Regions from separate parts of the Mus musculus genome. Here all the other regions are linked to region 1. Evidence: chromatin contacts called from ENCODE Hi-C or POLR2A ChIA-PET data. All regions are on one chromosome and are shown on one strand. The core of a region is the stretch at or near the end of the contact, and the rest is flanking DNA. Distances in the headings are between cores, read along the strand shown. Region 1 holds the start of Tm9sf1 (transmembrane 9 superfamily member 1). Region 2 holds the start of Nop9 (NOP9 nucleolar protein). Region 3 holds the start of Pck2 (phosphoenolpyruvate carboxykinase 2 (mitochondrial)). Region 4 holds the start of Dcaf11 (DDB1 and CUL4 associated factor 11).

Region 1 (2,941 bases), core at 169-2,668:
GAGATCTGGTATAGAACAAACCTGTTATCCCAGCACTTAGAAGGTTACTATTGGGTTTGAGGCTAGCCTTGGCTACATAGTAAGACCTTATCTCAATGTTCAAAACAAGAACAAACCCCTAAACCAACCAAACCAAATGTCTTTATACACTGCCAAAGTACCTAGGTACAAAACTGTTTTCCATTGAGACTCACTGACTGATTCTGGTATATTAGCCCCAAAAAAGAACAAGGATCTCTTTGCTAGGATAAAGTCTCAGAAAAATAAATGGAGCAAAGTATAAAAAGACTGGAATTAAGAAGTTCCAAAATTTGCTAAAGGAAAAAAAAGAAAAGTAACAGGGAAGGCTAAAAAGTAAAAAAAAAAGTCATGGAAAAAAACAGAGGCATGTACGGAAGGAGAGAGACTTGCACAGGACTCTGGGACCTATTACTGACAGCGAAGAGCCTTAGGCTCTAAGCTCCCCGCTCTGCATCTCTGGATCCATGTTATCTTGAAAAGTCAGTTTGGAACATCTAAGCAAGTACACGGGGTTGTAGTTGGAGTCCAAACATAATTTCCATAAAGGTACCATAGATGCAAGGCACCCTTAGTCCCTAGCAAGGAGGGCTGAGTGATATGTACCGCGGAGAGCAGCTGACCTGTGCAGAACTGAGCTGCATGTGACACAGAATTCTCTTCTCCACATTCTCCCGAAAGCGGATCTCGTACAAAGATTCGGCCATTCGGTCCCCATCCAGAACTTCACCCAAACTAAGACTTTTGTGGCGGATCTTCTCAGGACAGCAGACTGGAAGCTGATAGTAGTGGTAAGTTTCCTGAGGGTTATGGTAGGGTCCCACTTTGTTGACATATAGAATGACAGGGTCGCCGGGCTTGTAGTGTGTGACACCTTCCACCCATGGCCCATGGCCTATGCCCAGCAACAGTATCAGGACTGGCAAACAATGGCAGCTCCAACTTCGAGGGTACCCTAGGACTGTCATCCTTAAGGCAGCAGAACCTGTTGGGGGAATCCCGTGGTTACAGAAACTAGGAATCAAATCATGATGACCCGGTTCTGGTCTCTCAAGTGCCCATTGGCTCCACCTCCTCCCTTCGGCCTCCCGATCCCCACACCACAGAACTTATCTATCCCAAAGACGGGGCCTGGCGTGCACTCAATAGTACTCCCAACCTAGGGTTCACGCCTCTAGGCCTCCCCAGCCCGGGGCTGCGCGTGCCAACCCGTTTCTATAGCAACGCCCGGCGGGCTCGCTGCTACGGAAGGGGCACTCGCCGCAGCTCCAGGGTCCTCACTGCGAGGTACCGGCTGGCCAAAGAGGCGCCAGTGGCCTCACGGGGCCCCGTAGCTGCCCTTGGGCTTCTGCCCCGGTCTTCCAGACAGCGGCGCCGGAGCGGTAGGCTTGCGGAGGACCTGACGACGGACCTCCTCCGGGTTGTCCGCCGCTGCGCCTGATTGCCGCGGCTGCTGCCACGTCGCCGGCGTCCGCCCTCGGCTCATTCGAATGCTCCTGGAAGAGCTCTGGTTCGCCCGCAATCCGGCCCGGCCACGGATTCCACGATGCTCGCTCCCCGAGCCACCGAGCGATGCCAGTGGTCGTCCCGGCGAGCAGCACCGCAGCCCGGACACGTCAGTCTTACCACTTCCGCCTTCGCCGACGGGGACCTCAGCTCCGGGAAGGCGGGAAGGCTCTTCTCCTGAGCCAAGAGCTCCGCGATGCTCGCCGGTGTGTCGCGGGCGGCTTCCCACGGGCTCTCGCGCGGCTGGGCTGTCCTCTCTAGGATGGAGAGAGACAGCTGGGGAGCGGGAGCGCGGCACCCGCCCCCGGCTGCTGAGGTCGGCCCGGACGCGGAAAGTTGTCCCTAACCTGGGCGGGGCGGGGCTTTGTGCCGCGTTCCCACGCCAGGGACCTGTAGCCTCCAACACCTTGGTAAAGGTGCCCCTCCGAGGCTTTCTGGAGGCACGGACCGGTTATTGTTGGCAACAGGCATGCGGGAGGTAGGTGAGGTGCACCTACAGTTTGCCATTTCACCCTGCAAGTTGTGCGGGTTGACAGCGCGTTTTTTTTTTAAGATTTATTTATTTATTATATGTAAGTACACTGTAGCTGTCCTCAGACACTTCAGAAGAGAGAGTCAGATCTCGTTATGAGATGGTTGTAAGCCACCATGTGGTTGCTGGGATTTGAACTCGGGACCTTTGGAAGAGCAGTCGGGTGCTCTTACCCACAGAGCCATCTCACCAGCCCGACAGCGCGGTTTTTGATCGGAAGTAGGTTTTTGTTTTGTTTTTTGAATGTGGAGTCCCTGCAGACCTCGAACCCGGGGTCTTTTGAGTCTCCGCCTTCAGAGTTTCAGAGCTTACAGGTACCATCTCACTTCCGTCATTTTGTTCCCAAGTTCGTCTGTGGGACGTTTGGACTTCTCCCTAACTTTGCAGGTTTCTTTGAACGCGTTACTTTTGTCTGGCTCAAGCTGTTGTGAAGGGGCTCTGCCCCTTTTGAACAGTGACTTTCACTTGGCAACATGGGAGCAAACGGAAGGAAGCTGACTTCAATTTTTCTATTCTGGCGGAAGCAAGTACTGAGAGAAATCACAAGCAGCCATTCTTTCCTCACTCCTACGACTGTTCTTTTCTGATCCACCCACTGTCCTGAAGCGGTTAGAGTCTAGGAAGCTAGGCTTGAGCCAGACACAGTGGCTTTTGTTTTGACCCCTTTGCCCTCCTCAAGACAGTCAGTCTTGCTGTGTTGCCTGACTGGCCTTGGAACTGCTGCCGAAGCAATAGCCCTGCCTCGGTTTCGCGAGTAGCTGGGACTGCAAGTGTGTGCAAGGCTTGCGGTACTGAGGCAGGCCTGACTGAGTTCTGTGGTTAGGAATAACTTAAGATGCTTTGGAGTTTTCTTTGGATGACCTACCCAGTGAAGCCAGAAATCAA
Region 2 (2,700 bases), core at 189-2,688, 100 kb after region 1:
GCCTCTGAAAAATGTGACCCTCCCACCAGAGGAAGAAGAGTACCTATTCTCCAGGGGTGAGCCCAGGGTCCTGCTTCTGTCCTGCTCAAACTGCAGCAATGCCTCGCCTGACTTCAAGTCTTTTTCTTCAAGTCACTTCTTCACAATCCAGCCAGGGTGAACTATCTAAAACTTAAATCGTCTTCTAACTGGATCACCAATCTAAGCCAACTAAAGCCTAAGAGCTTTTTTGAGAGGGTCTTACTACATAGCTCAAGCTGACCTTCAACTTGAAATCTCCTGGCCCAATGTCTCCAGTGCTGGGTTATATAGGCATGCATGCCATGCCGGCTTTTTTCCTCCCCACAAGGTCTCACTCTGTAGCCGGTTTGGAACTCACTATGTAGACCTTGAAATCACAGAGAGGTTCTGGCTCCTGAGTGCTGGCATCAAAGGCATGCAAAACCCAATGCCAGGGAAGAGGAAAATTAGAGGAAGCCACCAGTACAATTTTTTTTTCTTTGCAAAACCTGAAACTCTCAAACAGAAAGATTTTTCTTCCCATTAAGCTCTCTTGGTAGAAAAAAAATCAATCCTAGATTATTATTTATGGTATTCAGTAAACATTGCGATTTGTTGGGGGGGGTATAGTAATCACAGTGATTAATTCAGGTGGTCACTTACCTCCTGGGCAGTAGCTCTAAGCGTATCCAGATGGCGGCCGGTAATGTAAACTGTGGCACCTGCTTTGCAAAGCTGTAAGGCAATGCCACGGCCAATACCCCTGGAGGCACCAGTTACCACACACACTTGGCCCTTCATAGGCGCTACCATGACTCACATCAAAGGGGATATCTGTGGAGGTAAAGAGTCGCTTTGAGGGAATCCTGTAGATTGTGTGCTGAATCCAGGTCTCTGTGAGGGCTAGACAAGTTTGGACTATTTTGAGGGGAGAGAAATTTGACAGAAGGATACCTGAGTCAAAGTCTCAGGCCAGGCTGTCCTTTTAGGAGAGTCCCAGGACTCTCCAGCGTTACACACAATACTATCACGAACCTCTGAGTGAAGCTGACTTGGTAGGGAATCTGGCAATGCAGCCTAACAGGGTATGGCCACGAAGAGTCCTGGGCTCTCTGGAGTTCTGGCTACCCGTCCAGACCCACGGAGAACCGCGAATCCCTGACCCCTGAAGTGGTCAGAGCCTTACCAGCAGCAGACGCAGCCTCTGGGTTTCTTTCTGCCCAGATCGCCAGATCTATAGTTTGAGAACTTTGATTCTTGCCACGTTGGAGTGCGTGCCTGGATGGAAGTCCGGGTGCGGATAACGATGATATGGAACCAGTCAAAGATAGCCCTGGAGTTCCAGGGTCAGACCCAGTGGGGTGGAGTCCGCAAATGGGGAAGGGCGACCTGCAGCCACGCCCATCATGCCCTCCCGCCCGCCCCGTCGCAGACTCATGACGTCCCCGTGCGTCCGGAGCGCGCCGGCGGTTGTGGGAGCTGCAACCGGGAAGCGTGAACGGCTGGTCCCAAAGCACGCATGGGGTTGGGGCCGCGTTCCGCTCACAAAGCGCGACGCCAGTTCTCGGGTGCCGGCCGGCGGGGACGCGCGGCCCGGGGTTCGGGACGTCCCCCTCCCGGCCGCGATGGTTATCCCCGGCTGCCGGCAGCCGCGCGTGCGGAGCAGGCCCCCGAGGCTCTCCCGCATCTGAGCCCGGAGGCTCTTGGATATTTCCGACGGGCGCTGTCAGCGCTAAAAGTGGCTCCCGACGCCGCCGAAGAACGAGGTAGGAGCAGCTAACGCCGTGGGTTAAGTGGAAAACCCACACGCCGAACTTTCAGGGGAGGTCTTGGCTAAGTGATGGGTAAGTCTTCTCCTCCTCTCAGCCTAACGGTTTATTTATGACCCCATTTTTTTTTTTTAAAGAGTTGATGGCGCGCAATATTTTGAAGGAAGTGGAGGCTCAGGCTCTAGCCTTGGCCACGAACAGGACTGGTAGCGAAATGCTGCAGGAGCTTTTGGGGTTCAGTCCTTTGAAACCCCTGTGTCGAGTGTGGGCCGCTCTGCGCCCCAACTTGCGCTTCGTGGCTTGTCATCGGTGTGGGGTCCACGTATTACAAAGTGCTTTGCTGCAGCTACCTCGATTGCTGAGGCGTCCTGCGGAGGCAGAGGAGGAGGAGGAGGAAGAGGAGGAGGGTGGTCCCTCGCAAACTCTGGAGGAGCTAGTCCTGGGACTAGCCGCTGAAGTGTGTGATGATTTTCTGTTCTTCTGTGGAGACACGCATGGCAGCTTCGTGGTCAGAACTCTGCTGCAGGTCTTGGGAGGTACTCTTTTGGAGTCCGAGAGAGGCAAGCCCCGTGGCTCCCAGTCGTCTGGTAAGTACTGTAAGAAAGGGAAGAGGGGTTGGTGAGCAGGAGTGGTCAGGAAGTTCCGAAGCCAGTAAACAGAAGAGTTCATCTTTGTGGTGAAACTTGACCGTAAAGAATCAGCAGACCCTTGGGGCAGAACCTGGAAGGCCAAAGTATAGTGTGCCTAGTAAGGATGGATACACTTGAATTCAAGGACCAACTATTACTAGCAGAGACACAGAGGGAGCAATGTGTTTCACATTTTTATTTCCACAACTCAGAGTAAGAATTTTTTTTTTTTTAAATACGTCTGGGCATGTGTACACACTCGAATGTGTGTGCCTTCTGGAGTGTTCTTGTGGAGGGGAGAA
Region 3 (3,077 bases), core at 434-2,933, 100 kb before region 1:
CTGACATGCTGCCCAGAGAAAACTGCCATCTGGGAGATGCCAAGAGGTGTGGTGACACATACCTTTAAAACTAGCACTTGGGAAGCAGATTCTGCATTCAATGCCAGTTTTGTCTACATAGTGAGTTCCAGGACAGCCAGACTACATAGGGAGACTGTGATTCAAAAGTAAATACAGACATGCAGATATAAGAAGGTGATGAGGCACCGGGTGTGGTGGCACATGCCTTTAATCCCAGCACTAGGGAGGCAGAGACAGGCGGATTTCTGAGTTTGAGGCCAGCCTGGTCTACAAAGTGAGTTCTAGGACAGCCAGGGCTACACAGAGAAACCCTGTCTCAGAAAAAGAAGGAGGAGGAGGAGGAGGAGGAGGAGGAGGAGGAGGAGGAGATGATGATGAGGCAGGCATTGAAGCATCCTGGGCTGATATAGGGACCAGTTGCCTCTTGAGACTTTAACAGCAACATCCATTCTACCTTTGATAGTGGTACTAGCATTGCTCTCAATAACCACTTTATCAAGCTCATATCCAGGTATGACAGATAATTTGGCTACAGCAACAGAGCAGTGGACCATTTAGGTCCACACAGTCCTCTAAGGTCCACATGGCCTCCAAAGAATAAGAAACTCTGGACCACCTACCCCAGCAAGAGTAGGAGAGGAAGAGAGCCCTTGGCTGTTTAGGGAGACCCTGCCATAACTCAGGCTCCACAGCACTGAGCATCTCTGCTCACAGTTTCCATCCTAACCCCCAAAAGAAGAAGGGGTTTTTAAAGAAGCCCTCAGACAGTCTTAATAAAGACCACTGGGGTGGTTAGGGGACATCTATTGATCTTTGTCTCACTGCTCTGCCTCTGCCTCAGGCAGGTTGGTGCTTTGCATTATCAAGCTGACACCCAACAGAACCCAACTTAGACTCTACAGACTCAGCAATCCAGCAAAAAAAGGAGCTCATGTCCAAAGGTTAGAAAAGGTCTCAGACAGGGATCCCATGCCCCCGTCTCTGAACATCCTGATTGCTGTGGCCAGGGTGTGGGCCACACAAACTGGCCCTAAGAGAAGCAAGGTCAGACCCACATGATCTGATGGTTCTCCAAAGAAAGTCACAGTGCTGCAACCAGAAAGAGGATTCTGAGCATCATGGATGCGTTGAGTTTGGGTTGGTACAGCATTTGAATACCCAATGGTCTCAAGTTGGAATGAAATGTTGAGAAATTACACAAGGACTCTCTTTGGGATTAGGTGGGGGAGGGCATTAGAGGACCAAGGATATGTCTGTAAGCCTGAAACACCCCACCAATTCCATGGTGCTAGAGGAAACTCCCTTGATAAGAAGCTGGGCACGGACAATAGTTTGGTTTTGTTATTATTTGAGGACTAAGGAGAGCTTAGTTAGCATCTGGGACCCTGGAAAAGAAAAGCCTGAGGCTAGGAGTGCTCTGGAAAAGCAAACCTAGACCTTGAGGGTTTAGGCATCTTGTTATCCTGGGCTCCCCAGCCCTGGTCTCATCCCTCACTCTTAACTTGTTTTGCATTCGACATCTCTTGGTTGCTTTCTCTAAGGAGCAACAGCCTTCAAAGTTACATCAGTATCTTACAGCGTGGCTGGCCGAGTGGGCGGATCCCAAATTGAACTCCGGCCTCCAATGGCTTGAGGATGTGATGACTGTGGGGCGGAGGCTTCACCCAGCCCGGGGCCTTGAGCCCGGGCTAGTGAGCCGGCCTACAGAAGGGCGAGAGAACCAGCTAGGTTCCGCCCCGGGGACTGCCCGCCTCCTTTTTAAGCGCCTCCCGCCCAACCTCAACTCCCTCTGGCTTTGCTATGCTCCTTCCTTCCCCGCCTTCCTTGTCTCCCCGACTGCGCTCGTTCCTGTGGCCATCCCGCAGCGCCAGTCCAGGTGCCATGGCTGCTATGTACCTCCCCGGCCTGCGGTGAGTGACCCATAGCCCGGGGCCCACTCCGCGCTCCACCTTCCGGGCTTCCTCCGCTTGTTTCCCATCCTAGGAAGAGACTGGCAGGGTGGCTATTAATCAGTGTGGGTCTCACGGTGGTGCATCCCCCCCCCCCTCCGCATTCCCATCCCCAGCCATGCCAGGTTTCCTAGCCAGCCTCTGTGCTCTTCTGTCCCTCCCTGCGGCTTGTGTGCTGTTCTAGCTGCCACTCGCAACCTCCTCCCCCTTCTCCTTTGCCTTCCTGAGCCCTATCTCTGCAAATGCTCTACTTAGCAGATGTAATTCTTTCAGACCAAGGGCTCCTAGTCCAGCTTTCAGTGTGTGAGTAACCATTAAGGCCTTGAGGCCATAGGGTTTGAGGCCCCGGGGACCCGAGCTCAAAGCTCCCTAAAGACGGTAGAAGGTAAACATCACTTGCAGCCTCCCTGAGAACAGAACGGAACCTGGCACGAAGCCCAGTGAAGCCTCTGGGGACTAGGGGGGGAGGGAGACAGGGAGGGAGAGAAGGAAGGAAGCAAGCAAGATGGGAGGAGGGCAGACTGCCTTTTTAACTTGGCCGGCTTCCCCCAGTAGGTCCTGGACCCCAGGCTTGTCCTGGCTGGCTCCCCCTGCCCCACCCCCCATACAACCGGGCCTCTTCTCCGTATACCCCTCTCTCCATGGTCTAGGATGTAAAAGAGTCTAAACTGACTCCTTATCTCTTCTTCGCAGTTTACTTGGTTAATCCATGTGAGAGTGGTCTATGAAGGATAGAGAGAAGGTCCCTCTCAGGGGCGTGCAGGAGAATTGGGGTGGGGCTGGGAGAAGCTGTGCTTCCCATAAGACAACTGGAGCCAATACCTGGGGATCAAAGCTTTCAGGATCATGCATTTAAAATTAATTTCTCAGGGAAACTGTCATGTGCAGAAAAACACACAAAGAGACCTACCTTGCTGTGCCCCCACCCCCTGGGGCCACACAAAGTATGCTGCCTTTTTTGTCTTCTGGAAAACACCCCACCCAGGCCCAAACTCCCACATCCAAGAGCTTTCTCTTCTCCCTTCCCAGGCAATGTAGCCTGTGTTCTCAGGTTCTGACCCTACCATCAACCCCTAAGGCTTCTAAGGAGAGCCAGGGAATGCACAG
Region 4 (2,932 bases), core at 419-2,918, 83 kb before region 1:
GTTCTGAGAACAATTTGTAGGAGTCCATTCTCTCTCAAGTCATAAGACTTAGTAGTAGCTGGGCATGGTGGCACACGCCTTTAATGCCGGCACTTGGGAGGCAGAGGCAGGTGGATTTCTGAGGTCGAGGCCAGCCTGGACTACAGAGTGAGTTCCAGGACAGCCAGGGATTTACAGAGAAACCCAGTCTCGAAAAACAAACAAACAAACAAAAACAAAAACCCCAGACTTCCTAGTAAGCACCATTACCTAGCAAACACCCTTACCTGCTGAAGCATCTCACTATCTCACTGGCCCAAACTTGGTTATTTTTTTTAAAAGATTTATTTATTATTATATCTAAGTACACTGTAGCTGTCTTCAGATGCACCAGAAGAGGGCGTCAGATCTCATTACAGATGGTTGTGAGCCTCCATGTGGTTGCTGGGATTTGAACTCAGGACCTTCAGCAGAGCAGTCGGTGCTCTTAACCACTGAGCCATCTCTCCAGCCCTCGGTTATTTTTATTTTATGAAGAACTGCAGCAACATTGGGTTTTTGTTGTTGTTTGGTGTGTATGTGTGTGTGTGTGTGTGTGTTCAATGTATACACTGAACCCAGTATATACAGAATGCCAAGCAAGCACTCTCCCATAGAGACATATTCCTAACCCACTAAAAAATTCATTTCAGTGGCTACCAGGTATTTTTATAACTGTACAAAACTGACCATAATTTATTTAACCAACCTCTTATTGTATATTTGGATTTCTTTTATTTCCAGTATCCCACTATTATCAGTGATTGTTAAGCAGAACATACATTTTTATGTAGGTCCAAGTTTGATTACAGATAGCAGTATCACTAGGTCACAGTTTAGGGCTATGAGGGCTGGCTAGGACTGGTTAAAAAGATAAAGCATCTCTCAGATTAGACATTCTGAAAGGGTGTACCAGTAGAAATAAGGCACTTCTAGGCACATTTGATTGGCAGACAAAATTTTCGAATGAAGTAAAAAGACAATCAGGTTGGGAAGTCTGTATTTGAAGTAATAAAAAAACGAAAAAACAGTCAGCTCTTAAGAACGAAATACTTTTAAGAGTAGACTTGAGCAGATCAAGGAGTGGAAGAAGTCTGAAATGTGGAAAAACAGCCACTGTGAAAATAACCTCAAGTAATCAGTTAAAAAATATCTACAGAACTTGTAAGAACTAGAAGAGTAATAAGGAAGGAAAAATACTAAAATTATTACAGACTTTCCAGGCCAAATAACCCAAATACCTAGGAATCCTGAAAGTTCCGTGTATGTTTGAAATACCTGTCCACATAATTAATGGAGACCAGCCAAAGAACAAAATGCTGGGCGCTTGTTTACAGTTAAGAATTTTAAGGCAGTGACAACCTGCGTGGATCGGGAGAAAATGTTGGGGTCTCCGGCCTAGAGACCAGGAAACCTGACACAGAACCTGTCACATGCTCGCCCCGGGAGCTGAGGTGTCCTCGCGATGGCCCACCTCTGGGCCAAGGCCGACATCGCCCGCCTCTCTGGCCTAGGAAACCATCCCAGACAAGGTAGGGTTGGCCTTGGACTCACCCTAGTTACTCATAAACCAACGGGAGGTGGCGAGCGACAGAAGCCTAGGGACGGTCGGCAAAGCCCAGACCCAAGGGGCGCGTGCGCACTAAGGCAACCGGAAAGGCTCCGGGGACGGCCGCGGCACTTAGGGAGCGTATGCAAAGACCAAGAAAGGAAGCCAGGGGTCGTCAGACAAGACCCCCGCTGGTAAGCGTGTACACAGCAGGGTGGAGAGGCCCAGGTCCCACCAGTGAGGACTGCTTTCGACAGGCCGCTAGCGCTACAGCCAGGGGAAAACGGTTGAACTGGGGTTGCTGGGAGCTGAGGGAATAGGAGCGATTGGGCACGCAGTAAAAAACAAACAAACAAACAAACCACTCGAGGCCAAGCGACCTTAAGGGACCACCTCGCAGACTTGATGTCTAGTTCCGCTACGTCTAATGCAGGTCGCAGCCAATTCCAGTCCGCTACGACTAAACGCCCCTCTTGGGTTGAGCAAGTTCCCCAGCCCACCTATCAATCACAGGTCTCAGCTATCCAATCAGAGGGCCGAGGGGGAGGGACTGCTTGGAGCGTCGAGTGACGTCAGCAGGCCTGGCCGCCAGAAGCGTGACGGACGAGGCTCGCGACTGAGGAGCTGTTAGCCGGCGCCGCAGCGATAGTCGCTGTAAACAGGGCCTCGCCCCTGCGGGTCCTGCGACAGCTCCTGGCTGGTGGGTGGTCTCGCGTGGGGCGGTAACCGCCAGACGCCGGGGGGAGGTGCTTCTCCATTTTCCCTCCCCCTGTTGTACACACCCCCGGCGCACCACGTGGGCGTGAAGCTAAACTGGAGGGGGTGTTAGGCTGACTTCTAACCTCATTGGCTGTTGATGCTGCCGGCCCGTGCAAGAAATTGCTCTGATTGGTCAGTAGAGGGAGGCGTGGGGGGGGTCTGAGTTCTAACGCCTCTGGTTGGTTGTGTGAGATAAGCTAGTGAAATGCGTTCTTCCGCAAGGGGTTTTGATTGGTCAGTCGGAGAGGTTATCTGGGATTCAGCCATCCCGGGCCGGGGACTTTGATAGGTGAGTTTGGTTAGGAAAATGGGAAATTCCTCTTCGTGGACTCTGATTAGTACGGTAGGGTTGCACCCTAGGTTTCATATGGCTTTCTTTGCTTCACAGGATTGAGAAAGGTTTATGTTCCCGATACCCTGGGAGCTGTCATAGCTAAAGAGAAGGAAATCTCAGTCTCCTGGAGGGGTCACCCCTCTAAAGATAGCTTCTGCCCCGTTTCTGGAAACCCTGGTATTTCTACAGCAGGCTTTGCTTTCACCAAACCCAAGTTGGAGACAGGAGCAGCCCCTGCGCAAGACATAAGGATGCTGTAACCAGAAGATGGG

Evidence for each region. Hi-C counts contacts between places; a loop is a spot of excess contacts on that map. ChIA-PET counts read pairs that join two places held with the same protein, here RNA polymerase II (POLR2A).
Region 2: POLR2A ChIA-PET joins it to region 1 with 26 read pairs in Patski. The contact joins the promoter of Nop9 here to the promoter of Tm9sf1 in region 1. A Hi-C loop is called at or near these places in 4 of 37 maps with a recorded cell type or tissue (adrenal gland, gastrocnemius, heart and 1 more). POLR2A ChIA-PET finds 5 or more read pairs at or near these places in 1 of 5 experiments (Patski).
Region 3: POLR2A ChIA-PET joins it to region 1 with 13 read pairs in Patski. The contact joins the promoter of Pck2 here to the promoter of Tm9sf1 in region 1. POLR2A ChIA-PET finds 5 or more read pairs at or near these places in 2 of 5 experiments (Patski and embryonic stem cell).
Region 4: POLR2A ChIA-PET joins it to region 1 with 15 read pairs in embryonic stem cell. The contact joins the promoter of Dcaf11 here to the promoter of Tm9sf1 in region 1. POLR2A ChIA-PET finds 5 or more read pairs at or near these places in 4 of 5 experiments (Patski and embryonic stem cell).

What each region holds. Positions count from the first base shown.
Region 1 is chr14:55,641,953-55,644,893 of GRCm38, forward strand. Tm9sf1 (transmembrane 9 superfamily member 1) reads right to left here and starts at 1,419. Exons shown (of 5, transcript NM_001360063.1): 1 at 642-1,419. The coding sequence starts at 986. It also overlaps a transcript of Tssk4 not described here.
Region 2 is chr14:55,744,255-55,746,954 of GRCm38, forward strand. It overlaps Nop9 (NOP9 nucleolar protein), which reads left to right and starts at 1,439. Exons shown (of 10, transcript NM_026403.3): 1 at 1,439-1,766; 2 at 1,907-2,356. The coding sequence starts at 1,520. Dhrs1 (dehydrogenase/reductase (SDR family) member 1) reads right to left here and starts at 1,430. Exons shown (of 9, transcript NM_026819.3): 1 at 1,187-1,430; 2 at 664-834. The coding sequence starts at 813.
Region 3 is chr14:55,538,583-55,541,659 of GRCm38, forward strand. Pck2 (phosphoenolpyruvate carboxykinase 2 (mitochondrial)) reads left to right here and starts at 1,684. Exons shown (of 10, transcript NM_028994.3): 1 at 1,684-1,931. The coding sequence starts at 1,903.
Region 4 is chr14:55,558,361-55,561,292 of GRCm38, forward strand. Dcaf11 (DDB1 and CUL4 associated factor 11) reads left to right here and starts at 1,669. Exons shown (of 15, transcript NM_133734.3): 1 at 1,669-1,761; 2 at 2,850-2,932. The coding sequence starts at 2,928.